Regions from separate parts of the Mus musculus genome. Here region 2 is linked to region 1. A link is a loop called in an ENCODE intact Hi-C map of the cell type or tissue named here. Cell type or tissue: gastrocnemius. All regions are shown on one strand. Links, peaks and the distances in the headings refer to the core of each region. The heading gives the core; the rest is flanking DNA.

Region 1 (7,107 bases), core at 1,156-5,155:
ATTCCTTCCTAAAATTGTTCTTTTGTGCTTCACCACATTGTTGTTATGTAGCCAAGGGATCTCACCCCTGGGAAAGAACTATATAGAGATTGCTCTCTGGGGCCAACTGTAACCATGGCTTTCTTGATTCTTGTCCTTTGGGGAACACTGGCTGGCATAGTCATGCTATTCTTGTTTGGACCAGTGTTTGTAGGCCCCTTGTGAAATGTGAGTCTTCTGGGTTCCAGACTGGGCTTGTGATGTAGGGGTTCCAGTAAATCTTTGGCTTCCTTTCTGTCTCCAGTTCCATGCCTTGAGTTCCTGCCTTGGCTTCCCTTCACAATGGATCCTAACCTGTAAGCCAGATAAACCCTTCCCTCCCCAAGTGGCTTTTGGTAATCACGCTTATTACAGCAACAGAAAGCATATAAGACAAGAAGAAACTGCCTCTAAGCAAGACTTCATTAATGCCTCTATTTCCTAAGAAAGACAGGTACCATGACAGATAACAGTGTCATCTTACATTTTCAATTTTCAATTTGAAAAACTGTAAAATGCATGGAAATTACTTAGTGTATGGAAATTACTTAGTGTATGAATAAAGTACTGTAAAGGGTACAGATTTCTTTTCTCTAGTACGTATTTTTATTAGAACTTTAAAATTCGGACTTTTTAACTAGGAAGGGATCATGATCCCGTATACAATTAATGTTGTCTTCTTAGGAGTCAGGGGAAAATAGTCATTATATTTAACTCAGCTGAATAAGGGAAAAAATATTTTAGTGTCAATAAAACCTTTCAACGGGCTCTGGCACAATTACTTAATGCTGGAGTATATGTGCTTCAAACAAACAGGTAGGGAGGAAAATAGACGAACAAGGAGTCTGTGGGCAGGTATGTATGCTTGTGCGCATGCGTCTGGCGGGGGCGGGGCGTCGGCAAGGGGGCGGGCCTTACCTAATTCCAGCGGCCACTTGATAAGGTGTTGTTTTCCACCTTTCTCCTTGCACTGTCTTCCCACCAGCCACCCTCACTGAAATCACGTTGTTTGTGTTCTTCTTTTCCTGAGTAGCAGGTAACAGTTGATGATCTGTCTTCAATGTTTCAAAAAGCTGCAATCTCTCTTTTATAAAATTCGGTTGCTTCACCTGAAAGTCATTAGCATACCGTTAAGGACTCAGCCCACGGAGCTATTGGCTCAGCGGGTCCTACTTCACCTCTCCGCATGCTCCCCCTCTCTTGATGTCCCCTCCAGCAGCCCTTCCCCTCTTACCTAGTGTCTCTGAATACTACACTCATGGACGTATCCCTCTCCCACCACTGACTGTATATTTATGCAATATTATATATACAGTGTAGCACTTCTTAATAGACAACCCTTGGTATCCCGAGAACTGGATTCCTAGAGCCCCGTGGATGCTCAGGTCCTTAATAAAGTCACACAGTTTTAGCACATCTTCTCACATCCTCCCATATGCTTTAAGTCATCTCTAGATTAATAAAAAGCAAAATGCAATGCTCGGAAAATAGCTGTTATACTGTACTGTTTGGGGGGAATGATGATCAAAAAAGTCAGTCAGTACAGGGCATTTTTCCCCAAGTGTTTTCAGATTTTAAAATCCACAAGTGAAGAACATGTATGTGCACATTGGGGGCTGCCTGTGCCATATCTCAGTCTACCTCTACTTGTTTGTCCTTAGTCTGTCTGACCTCTATAGCCAGAGTAGTACCTTTGAGGCTAGGTACTCCTCCTTTGGGCCTAACAAGTGCTGGGTCTCTATAAACCCTTGCTGGTAGAAGCAGGAAATATGACGTCAGAACTCTATTATTTCACCTTTAAAAAACGTGGAGAAAGTGGGTGGTGGTGGCCCACCCTTTAATCCCAGCCCTTGGGAGGCAAAGGCAGGTAGATCTCTGTGACTCTGAGGCCATCCTGGTTGACAGAGAGAGTGTCAGGACAGCCAAAGCCTTGCTACACCATGTAACATTGCATAGATACACTGTAAATAGTGGGAGAGAGAAATGTCCATGGGTATAGTATTCAAAGACCTTAGGTAAGAGGGACAGAGAAGGCCTGTTTCAAGAAAAAACAAAAAACAAACAAACAAAAAAAGAAAAAACTAAAACAAAAGAAAGAGAAAAGAAAGAAGGAAAAGAGTAGAGAGCCCTTGAGCCAGTGGCTAACTTGACTCTAAGAGGTTACTGGTGTGGTCCAGACAATTTCACCAGTAACTATGTCCTTACCCTACGTCCCGCAGACCCAGGATTACTAGTGAACATTCCATTTCTACAGCAGCGACTTACCTCCCGGCCAGGCTCACTCTGCTTCAGCCTCTTCTTCTTTGTGTCCTTCTCTTGGTTTTGGGTAGGAGGCTGAAAGATAATGGGAGGCAAGAGCAGTACATGAGAAACCCGGGGAAGGAGGAAACCCAGAGAGCTCACGGCAGGGCCCATGGTTGGAGAGTCCCGGCTGGGCTGTGGGAACCAGGATCTACTTATAACCCTCAGGGATCTGGTTTCAGAGTTCAGCCCTATCTGTCCGAGCACATTAAAACTGGGGGTGTAGCTCAGTAATAGAGCACTGCCCAGTATTCACAAGGCCATGGGTCCCATAGCCTGCAACACACACAGTCTCTGTGTCTCTCTGTCACTCTTCCCTAAACTTTAAACAAATAATGTCACTGGAAATTGTGGCTGCCACCAGACTCTTATTCATTGCACTATTTCATTAGATGTTGCCAGAGCAAAAACAAAACAAACAAACAAAACAAAAACCAAAAACCCCTCAGTTTTAGAAAGCCTTTAGAACTTAGAAAAAAAATTCTTCTAATTTGTTACTTAATAATCTTCTAAAACATGAAAATACTGTAATCAAATACTTCTGTTAAATATACAGATCACATATAGGCCTCAAAGCAAACCACCAAAATAAGACAGTAAAAATAACCTGTCTTCAGATAGCACAGAACCAGCCAGCAGAGAGAATAGAAACTGTTAGGTCCTCTTCTCCAAGGATACTGTGACTCTTAAACACTGAAGCGGCCTTTTAAAAAGTTTTTATTTGAGACAGCGTCTTCTCATATTGCCCTGGCCGACCTGATTCTCAATATTTACTCCAGGCGGGCCTTAAATTCTCAGCCATCCTCCTGCCTCAGCCTCCAGAGTTCTGGATTAGAGGCATGCACCTCAGTTTGATCTGCTACTGGAGGGAAAAAATGTTGTTTGCAGTCTGTCCAATGAAGAGCTGAGAAATTATACCAGCTGGTCAGTTAGGAGGTTGGTGGAAACCTAGCGGTTCCCCAGGCCGTGGGCAGTGGGCAGGGCGCGGGCGGGGACACACCCTGCAGCCCTGTCCGCACCCGGGTGCAGAATTGGAACCCGCTGAGTGCGTACTCCTGGGCCGCCGGTTACCTCGTGCGCCGCCGCTCGCCCGGCCTCGGTGCGGCGCTGCTCCGCCAGGCGCAGCCGCAGGCCACACAGGCGCTGGTGCAGGTCGCGGTTCTCCGCCTGGAGCTGTGCCACCTCGCGTGTCAGGCGCGGGCCCTCGGCTTGGCCCCGCTCGGGCCCGCGCAGCTGCTCGTCCCTCAGGCGCTGCACCTCCGCGCACAGCCAGCGGATGTCCTCCTCCTGCCGCTGCAGGCGCGAGGCCACCGCCTGAGCCGCCAGGGCCTGGGCCGCCATGGTAGCTTCCCTGTGCCACCTGAGCCCGCCAGCCCAGCCAGAGTGACAAGGAGACGGGGCGGGGCGGAGCTGAAGGACTTCGGGAGGCGGGGTGAAGTGGGGGTGCATCACTATATGGGGCGGGGCGATGGAGGAAGAGGGGCGGGGCTGGAGCTGGGTATCCCTGCATGGGGCGGAGCGATGCACGGGCAAGAGGCGGGGCCATATCGGGGCAACTGTGCAGAGGCCAGGCGATGGGCAAAGAAGAGGGGCGGGCTATAGGATAATGAAGGGCGGGGCAGGAGTGATGGGAGGGGCAAGGGTAGGCATCATTTCAGAGGAGAAGCGATGAGACAGCGCGGCATCATCGCTGGGGAAGATGAGACGGCTGAGCAATGCTTCATAAAACAAGGAAAATGGGCAGGGGAGTGTGGCAGGGAGCACGGGCAGGAACACGGCCAATGTTGGGTGCACTGCAGGATTGAGAACTACGCTCTGGACCTAGGCAGCAGGAGTGGGACCACCGGATGGGCATCTTTAGCGTTTGGAGGCATGTCCAGGTGCTACTGGAAGTGTGTTCAGTCTAATGAAACTGGAGTTTGAGATATTGAAGCCCAGAGGAGGTGCGTCTCTTGACCAGATTGTCCAAACCGTTAGCAAAGCCTGATGGATTTCTTTCATTCCCCTCTTAAATTCTTGCAGTCACCACACTGTGCAAACAGGTTCTGAAAAGCGGCCATTGAAAATAGACCTTCATGCCAAGGCTGTGCAAATACAGTGGCACTTGGCAAGGACACACAGAAGAGCACTACAAAAACTTCAGCCTGGCCAGCACAACATTGTTCACTATTTGAGTCTAGAGCAAATGCTGTTTATAACTGTCTTAAGATTATTTTAAGTAGAAACATTTGTGCTATCGGACTTTGGAAACAGTGGTCCGCAAAGAATTAAGCTCTCATCCTGGAGCAGGAAAGGGCTGAAGCCCTGCTGCCCCCTGGGGGAGGAGTTGCCCTAGGAATTGCTGGACAGACTGGAACTAAGCCGATGATGGAGCCACACCTCCACCACTGGCCTCTACTTAAACTTAAACCTCATATTAGCACCCCAATGACGGGCTTGGGGTAGGTGGCTGAACCCCTGTAGCTGTTCATCTTCCCACTGTAACCACAATGAATAAATCTCCTTTCTCTGCTTTTTATTGTTAACTGTCATTTTAATTGGCATGTTTCAGAGGGTTAGCTGAGCTTATGTCGTTGAAACTTCCAGAAGCCAGGCTTTGACTCTAAAGACTCCAGTAATAAGTTCACACATGACTTTGTTTCTCTTATAACCATGAGCAAGAAGCTTCCTGTGGCAAGAACAAAAGTTGGCTTTTACTGTTCTTAAGTTCCTAGAATGTGCCAAGACATGAACGAAGCGATTTGGAAATAGTCACTTCTTAAATCTTCATTAAAAGAGATGATACCATTATACCCATGTATAATGCAGAAACTAAGGCACAGAGGGTAGCATTTAGTCAAACATGTCTCATGATGTAATCTAGGTAATGGAGGCAATAAGAGTTCCAAAATAGGGTTTATCTTGGGGTGGGATAGTTCAAGGGTGAGAAATTACTCTGAGAAATGGAGTCTGGGTAATGTGAGCAAGGTGGACAGACAGGTGGATAAATGTAACTCTGGGGAATAGGTGGAAGGAGCTGAGGAGTTAATCAGATTCACAGATCACTCCCAGCAAGAGATGCCATTGTCTTCCATGTGGAAATTGAAGACCTCTTCTGTGGGAAGAAGAGGCACAGCTGGGTGCAGTGGTGTACATCTGTACAGCACTCCTGGAGGTGGAAGCAGTGGTAGTGGTGGATGGGGGTAGCCATCAGCTTAAAGCTAGTCTGGGCTACATAGCAAGATAAAAAAAAAACTAGAAAGAAAGCAGAAGGGAAGAAGAAAGGGGAAGAGAGAAACAGAGAGGCTAGGATAGCTCAGTGGTGAAGTGCTTACCTTACAAGCATGAGGACCAGAAAGTGATATCCAGCACTGATGGATAGACACAGGTGTATCCCTGGGGGCTTGCTGGCCAGCCAGCTTATCCTAAACGAAGAGTCCAGGTTTTAGTGAAAGGCTTTATTACAAGGTAGTGGGTTCCTGGGGAATAATACTCCAGGCTGTCCTTTGACCTCCCCATGCAAATGCACACATAGGAAGATGCATCTGCACACTCACAGGCAGGCACAACACACATCTGCACACATGCACACACACGTACACACACTTGCACACATACATGCATACACACATGCACACACAACACATATCTGCACACATGCACACACATGCACACACACATGAACACACACATACACATGTACATACACATGCACACACAACACACATCTGCACACATGCACACACACCATAGTGCCACAAGAGGGAGCAGAGGTACAGAATTTTAAATGAGAAGAATAAAATACTACAAACGTTAGGAGCGCATGAATCTGAGAACATATAAGAACTAACATTTACAATGATAAAAACAAAAGAATGAAAGCTATCGATTAAAAACTCTAGAAAAGGGCCGGCAAGATAAACCAATGACAATATCAAAGAAAACTGCATGTAGTTTTCCCCCAATATCCACAGGTAATTGGTTAATGGGAAAGAGTTATTTCCCAAAGATATCCCATAAGTGCTTCAGTCCTTTACATAACATGTCCAAATTCTTGCATTTAACTTGGCTGCACCATCCTGTCTTCCTTACATCATCTCTAATGATGTACAGTGTAGATGCTGTGTCCACTGTAATGATGTGTAGGAAGGAGTGGGAAGAGAAGACTACATGCTGTATAGCTGTGATTCTTCCTAAATACTTTCAGTCTATGGTCCATTGAACCTACAGAAACAGAATGAATAGAAATGGAGGGTCTACTGTATACATGGCTCTTGCTGGGAATTTATTCTGTAGATATATTTCTTTCTCTTTTTTTCTTTCTTTTCTTTTTTTTCTTTCTTTTTTTTTTTTTTTTGTTTTAGAGCTTTATTGTAGAAAGGCAGAGAGAAAGAGAGAAGGTAGAAGGAGAGAGGCTGGCCATGGCCACGTGGAGAGAGAGGAAAGGGAGGGAGAGGAGAGCTAGAGATGAGAATGAGAAGAGCTTAAGAGCTGTAGATATATTTCTAAGAACACTAAACTGCATTGGTACAAAAATTTAACTCAATGATGTGTGTGTGTGTGTGTGTGTGTAAAATTACATAGATGCTGGTTTCATCAATTTAATACAATGACCCAATGGAAGATCATGTAGCAGTTTAAAAGCCATCAGGGAGATCTTTGTAAATTTATATGGAGGCAGCCAGGCGGTGGTGGCGCATGCCTTTAATCCTAGCACTCGGGAGGCAGAGGCAGGCGGATTTCTGAGTTTGATGCCAGCCTGGTCTACAAAGTGAGTTCCAGGACAGCCAGGGCTACACAGAGAAACCC
Region 2 (7,107 bases), core at 1,798-5,797, 410 kb before region 1:
AGGAGGTAATTTTCCATAGTAGGAAGAATCCTTAACCTTGCCCCTTAAAGAGCTTTCTCCATTCTACTTACCAGTTCCACTAGACTGTTGTTGGTGAGGATGAGCTCTGTCAGACAGGGAAGAGCCTGGTCAAGTCCCTCACCTATACGGCTAAAATAAAAATAGAGAGGCTCTCAGTGAAAACAAAAGTTAAATAAGCTAATATTTCTCCATCTTTTCGAGTATTAACGCTTCAGTGATAGAATACCCATCTCCCACATTCCATCTCAGGGAAAGTACCCAAGAGGGAGTCTTGTCTGAGGCACAGGGTCAGTGACAGGGATGGGATGACCTCAGAAACCCATGCCTTCTGAGCTTTTCACTGCCGAGTAGTCTAGTGCAACCCAAGGGAAGGTGAGACTCCGGGGTAGGAAAAAACTACTTAGCCAATTTACAATTTCTTGTTCAGAAAACTCAAAACCCAATAATTTTGGATTTAGAGAACTGGGGTAAGACATTCATCAGAGAAAATGTTTAATCATGAAAGTGGCTTCTCCCTAAAAACACTACTCAGTGCTTTTATGTGTATGGGTGTATGCACTTATGCCGCATAGCAACTACGTGCTTGGCTCCTGTGGAAGTCAGAAAAGGGCCTTGAATTCCCTGGAACTAGAGTTTCAAGCTGCCACGCTGGTCTTGGAAAAGCAGCAGCCAGTGCTGTTAACTAGAGTCCTATCTCCAGCCAATGGTCCTTTTCTTAATGAAAGCTTTGCCATCAGGGTGGTGGTAGTGCACGCCTTTGATCCTAGCACTCAGAAGGCAAAGGGAGGCAGATCTCTGAGTTTGAGGCCAGCCTGGTCTACAGAGTGAGTTCCAGGACAGCCAGGGCTCACAGAGAAACCCCACTCATACAAACAAATATGATCTTAATTTCACAGAATTATATTGTAGAAACCAACTACAAAAACCAAAACCAGCATAGTGGATGAGGTATAGGTACTCAGTGAAAAGTAACTTTATTTCATAAAAAGATTTTTACTGTGACAGGGTCTCACTATGTAGCCCTGGCTGGAATTTGCTGTCAACAAGGCTGTCCTTGAACTCAGAGATCAGCCTGCCTCAGACTCCAGAGTGTTAGGATTAAAGGCAGATACCACTACACATGGCCTTTATAAATCTTTTTAATTATGATGCTATTGATGACTACTCTAAAATCTGATTTGTTGACATAGCACAATGCTTCAAATTCAAAGTTTAATGTCAGTTACGAATATTAAAGATTTCTGAAGAGTAGCAAGTAAGGTCAGGCCAATGCCCAAGTTAATCTCCAACCTCTTAGGAAAAGGGCTCTATTCATTTCTCCCTTTAAGACACATGGGCAGGCTGGAGTGGTGGCTCAGCAACTTAGAGCCCTGGCTGATCTTCCAGAGGACCCAGATTCTATTCCTACAGCTGGAGCAGCTCAGGACTATCTGTAAACCTAGCTCCAGAGAAGCCAAGGCCCTCCTCTGGCCTCCAGAGGCACTAGGAGGGTGTGTGGTACCTGCAAGCAAAAAACTAATATACATTAAAACAAAACAAAACAACAACCAAAACCCCATTATCTTCAGGGTACATTAGAACACTTACTTAAGGGAAGAAAGTATTCTCACTAGCAGTCACTCACCAAATTCTGTTGTTGTTCACTAATAATGTTTTCAGTCTTCTCAACAAAGGGAAACCGTCCAGTTTCCGGATCTCATTGTCAGAAAAATCAATAGCATCAAACTGGTCTAAGGTGGCACCCAGATTCTCAATAACCGGAATTTTATATCCTGTAGAGGGAAAACATACATACAACAAATATTAATATAAATGAAAAGTCCTGAAAATCGCAGGAGTATGTGATGGAATTTGACTCAGCGCTCCCATTCGGGAAGTATTAACCAGGCACTAGCACCATGCCGTGCACTGAACAAAAATAAGGTAAATGACGAAAGGGTTAAGTGGAGGCCTTAGTGCTACAAAGCTTGAAGTAAAACTGAAGAGGCTGAAGGCAAGAGGAAGAACAGATGGGCATATTTACTAGTATTGGTGCCCATGGTTTATTAAGAACGTCTATGAGGTATTCACATTCGTCACTGAGCTAGGTACTATAAGGAAGGACACAACCCAGCTGTGAAGGAGTGCAATAAAAGATATGGTAGCAGAATAAGCATTCTCCAGACTGCACGGTTTTCAGAGAGACAGCAGACATCAAAACTGTGCCAAGACAGTGAAAGGACCCAGATGCTCCTGAACCGGACTTTTCTCCAAGAAAGTTAATTTCATTCAACAAACACAAAGAACACTAGGATTTCCCATAGGCAGGAAGAAACTTTCAAAAATGGCAGTGCACAGCGCCCCCGAGACTTTGATTGCCTCTGGTCACAGTCTTATAATCTTAACCCCTTCCAAAGCCATCTCCTGAATAGTTAACGATTACCTCTCAGTTCTATGTTTTAAAAATCAAGTGCTACTTCTGTCAGAACTGAACAGGTGAGTTCCGCCACCCCACACACAGAAGTGACCATTATGCCACGGTCAAACAGCTCAATCTTGAAAACACCAAATTATCCGGGGCTGCGGGTCTGGCTCAGTAGCGCGAGTGCTTTCCTGACAGACATGAAACCCTGGGCTCATCCAAAGCACCATATAAACGTGGTGCAGGCATTTAAACCCAGCTCCCAGGAAGTGGAGGCAAGAGGGTCCGAAGTTCGAGATAAACCTTAACTATATAACGGTTTGAAGTCAGCTCGGAATACACGAGACGTTGTCTCAAAAACAAATGAACAAAACCAAACCGGAATTATTGGGGCAATTAAGGTAACTCTGGTACATATCCACCCTACCCTCAGGTGCCACATTAACGCTTTTGCTAAAAAACAAACAAACAAACAAACAAACAAACAAACAAAAAACACCAGCCAGCAGCCGGCCTGTCCGTAGCGTTTTCTATTTTCCTAGTCCTCCAACAGTTAAAGCTGCTCGATGAGCGGGGCAATGCCTAGTGAGTACGGTCCGGGGAAGGAATCGAGGCGCCGTGTTTGCTAGCCGGAACGCCGGTAACAAACAGCCCCAAAGGGCCCTGCGGGACGGTGGATCGGAGGCGCCCAGCCCGGGTGGAGGCCCACGGGCCAGGCTCCAGCCTCTGCGCACGCGGCGGGGCTGGTTTCCCGCAGCCACGCGCCGGGGCCGGAACACAGCCCGCGCTCCGTCTAACTCACCCCGGAGGTCCAGTTCACGGTCCCGTACGGCATTTGTGTACTGCGCCGCCTGCTCGATCAGCTCCGCCGTCAGCTTCACCATCCTGTCGCAGCCCGCGGACCCTCACCTCCGACACCAGCCTGCGCCTCCCGCCAGTGCCGTGTCCCACAGTGCACCGCGCCTCGCCGCCAGACAGCACCAATCGTATCCCCGCGCAGCTCGACCGCCAGGCTAAAGCAATCGAAGACGTAGCCCCCGTGTCTTTGCTTCTGGGTTCTGGGCTTGAGCGTGCCTGGGAGTGTGGGGAGCCCAGATTCCAGTTTTTTTAATCCAAAAGATAAGAACACGCGAGGGATGCTCTGTCTCACGTCAGTGAACCTCAAGGGAGGGGTAGTTGGGACTACTCTCCCTTCTCCACCCAACAAGGGGCGGAGACTGTGAAGTCTCCTGAAAGTCAAGTTCCTAAATGTCTAACTTGGGCTTCCGCAGGTAAGGGGCAGGACCCGTAGGCTGGATTGCCTTAAAACAGAACCCTTCTGACCTGGTACAGTCACCTTAAAGCTTGAGGGTGAACTTGTAGCCTGTAGACATTTAGGTGTTCATACCAAAGCGCTGGTCAGGTGGCTTAGAGGTTAAGAGCACTTGCAACTTTTGTAACGGACTTGAGTTGGCATTCCAATATCCGTCTGGACACCTGACAACTGCTTGTAACTTCAGCCTCAGGGGATTTGCCGTCCATTTCTAGCCTCCTCAGACACCGGCAACCGCAAACACACACACACACACACAAATAAAATAAACCATAAGTGATATTCATATTGACTAGCTGTGATGGAGAATGCCTTTAATCCTAGCAGTTTGGAGACAGAAGGAGGTGGATCTCGGAGATAGAGGCCATCCTCGCCTACAGAGCCAGTTCCAGAACAACCAGGGATACACAGAGAAACTCTATCTCAAGCAAACAAACAACACCAAAAAAATTCATACGAAGTGCAGGGGAATACACATATCAGAAATTGCCATGTGATGAGTGCCCCACAGTGAATACAATATACCTGCAGAGCCTTGGCCTCTGTCTCCAAAGGCTTAAATGCACAAAATCATGTGCATATTTTTTTAAATCATAGCTTACTAATTAATGTACATGCCCACCTGTGTATACGTGATGACCCCTTCAGCCCTAGGCCATCAACTCCAACTGAGGCTGCACCTTCACTAGTGACCATCCCTGGCCTCTCACAGTGCCAAGCCTTAAATGCACGAAATCATATGCGTATTTTTTTTAAATCATAGCTTACTAATTAATGTACATGCCCACCTGTGTATAGGTGCAGGGGAGGCTTCAGCCTAAAATTCCCTGGAGCTGGCCGTTGTGATCCTTTGGACATGTGTGCTAGAAGTCAACCCCTGGTCCTCAGCATGAGCAGAAAACACTCTTAAAAATACTTTTAGAAATTATTTGTTATATCTCTGTGGTTTTGGGCACATGAGTGCAGATACCCACAAAGGCCAGAGGTGCCAGATACTCTGAAGTCGGGGTTACACGTGGTTGCTGGGATCTGAACTCTGGTCCTCTGAAAGAGCTGTACACACTCTCTTACCTGCTGAGTCATGGAATGACTGACCTGAGAAGGAACTTGAACAGCTCACTCTCCTGCCTCCATCTTCATGTGCTAGGATTATTGGAGTGAGTTTATGTAGTGGTGACCCCTTCAGCCCTGGGCCATCAACTCCAACTGAGGCTACACCTTCACCAGTGACCATCCCTGGCCTCTCACAGTGCCAAGCCTCAGCTGCTGTTCGTAATCCCTTTGTGCCTTCAAAACTAGCATCACCTGGGTGATTCTTATACATTACCAAGTCCAGCTGCAGCATGAGGTACAACCTTGACTATCTCTGGAACACATTTTCTTTGGGCTCTCAGAACACACTTCCCAGAAGATTTCACTCCAGTAATGCTGGTCTCTTCTTAGTCACTGCTAATTTCTTTGCTCCAGCTAATCAGTATCATGGGCCAACCAGAAGTCCCTTCTATTCTGGACTCTAAAGGCAGAGCCACATGGGTAAAGCTGCGGAGTTCTGCTGGGGCAGGAGCACGGCCCCCTTCCTCTATTACATCATCACCAACTTTCTGTTTTCAACTCCACTGCCTAATACTTGGCTGTCCTGAAACTTGCTCTGTAGACTGACCTTGAACTCTGAGATCTGCATGGCTCTGTCTCCTGAATGCCAGGATTAAAGGTGTGCACCACCATGCCTGGACCTAAGCTCTTCATGGTGACTATGTCTCAAGATCCAGACCAAAAGCTTGTGTCACCCCATGCCAATTTGACACACAGTCACATCTCCTTATATCCAAATGAAAGCAATAACCTGGTCATAATAGCATAACTATCTGTTGTTCAACTGCAAACACATAAACAATAAATTTAGCTGGGATGGGATCTTGCCCTGAAATTACTACTCCCTTAAACTGTTGATCTTGAGCACAGGATTTAGCTCCATTGCCCTACATGGTGCCAGTTTTCAATATACTTGAACCATATATTTTGTATTTTTCCTTTCTAAGCTTGCTACACATGATCAAAACTCTCTTTGTGAGAGTAAACCAGAGGACAAAGTCTATGCTGGGCTTTTCTGAGACTTCCTTTACCTTACTTAGCCTCTTTACTCTTTCCCCTGGCCTCAGGTAGACTCTTCAGACAAGGGCAAAAAGCAGCAACATTCTTCACCAAAACAGCATAAGAACAATCTCCACAGTTGAAAACACCCTCAGTATCAGTGTCTTCCATATTCCTCCTGGAATGGCTCACTGAGCACTTAATGCAACTCACTGCTTCCAAAGTCCCCAAATCCACATTCCTCCAAACAAAAATGTGTCAGGCCTATCACAGCAATTCCCAAGTCCCTGATATCAGCTTCTGACTTAGTTATGGTTTCCATTGGTATGAAGAGATGATGCCATGAGCATGGTGACTTACAAAGAACAGCCTTTAATTGGGGTTGGTTTACAGGTTCAGGAGTTCAGTCCATTATCATCAGGGCAGGGAAGCACAGCAGCATCCAGGCAGACGCGGGGCTGGAGGAACTGAGAGTTCTACATCTTGTTCCAAAGGCAAAAAGGAGATGACTGTCTTCAGGCAGCTAGAAAGAGGGTCTCAAAACCCACCCTCACAGTGACACACTTCCTCCAATAAGGCTGCACCTCCTAATAGTGCCATTCCCTGGGCCAAGCATCTTCAAACCACCACACCACTCACCCAACACTGATATCGAGAGACCAGATCCTGGGTTTAGACTCCATCTTAGAGAGCCTGACCTAAGGTTGAACTCGAGTTAACTAACAAGTCAGCATCTAGCATTACTCCTAGGTTACTCCCAAACAAGACCAGTTTCCAGGTTATTCTCTCTAACAAGCCTGCCCCTGGCACTTCCTTGTAGCCTTGTTGGAGGACATGTGTCACTGTAGGGCCAGGCTTTATGATCTCCTGTGCTCAAGCTATGCCCACTATGGCACACTCTCCTGTTGCCTGTAAATCAAGATGTAGAACTCTCAGCTCCTTCTCCAGCACCATGTTGCCTGCATGCTGCCATGTTTCTGCCATGGTGATAATGAACTAATCCCGTGGAACTATAAGCCAGCCCCAATTAAATGTTGTCCTTTATAAGAATTGCTGTGGTCGCAGCAATAAAACCCTAACTGAGGCACCATCTGAAAATTAAGTTACCACCATATTCGAAGACCATTCTTTCTATTTAGCTCTTCAAAGCCACTCTTGTCAAAATCAAGTGTCCAAACTCATGAAGCTCAGCTTTTGGACTAGACATTCTGTTCTATGGGTTTACTGGCATAATATCATACTGTCTTAATAATAATACATGCTTTATAAAAGAACACTCAAG

The links. A loop is a pair of places that touch in the nucleus more often than their neighbours do. Peaks named below come from ENCODE experiments on the same cell type or tissue, not always from the same donor. Only the 100,000 strongest peaks of a DNase experiment are listed, where the experiment ranks them.
Region 2: it touches region 1 in a loop (5-fold over the local background); 1 of 42 quality-filtered maps calls a loop at or near these places.

Annotation. Positions count from the first base shown.
Region 1 is chr7:65,641,498-65,648,604 of GRCm38, reverse strand. Tarsl2 (threonyl-tRNA synthetase-like 2) reads right to left here and starts at 3,707. Exons shown (of 19, transcript NM_172310.2): 1 at 3,391-3,707; 2 at 2,284-2,352; 3 at 937-1,127. The coding sequence starts at 3,660. In gastrocnemius, for the core only: a CTCF peak has its summit at 3,414; DNase peaks (open chromatin) are centred at 3,780 and 4,633; H3K4me3 peaks cover 2,291 bases; H3K27ac peaks cover 1,857 bases.
Region 2 is chr7:66,056,810-66,063,916 of GRCm38, reverse strand. It overlaps Snrpa1 (small nuclear ribonucleoprotein polypeptide A'), which reads right to left and starts at 3,581. Exons shown (of 9, transcript NM_021336.4): 1 at 3,225-3,581; 2 at 1,646-1,793; 3 at 72-150. The coding sequence starts at 3,306. In gastrocnemius, for the core only: no CTCF peak of the experiment used is centred there; a DNase peak (open chromatin) is centred at 3,389; H3K4me3 peaks cover 2,531 bases; H3K27ac peaks cover 1,694 bases.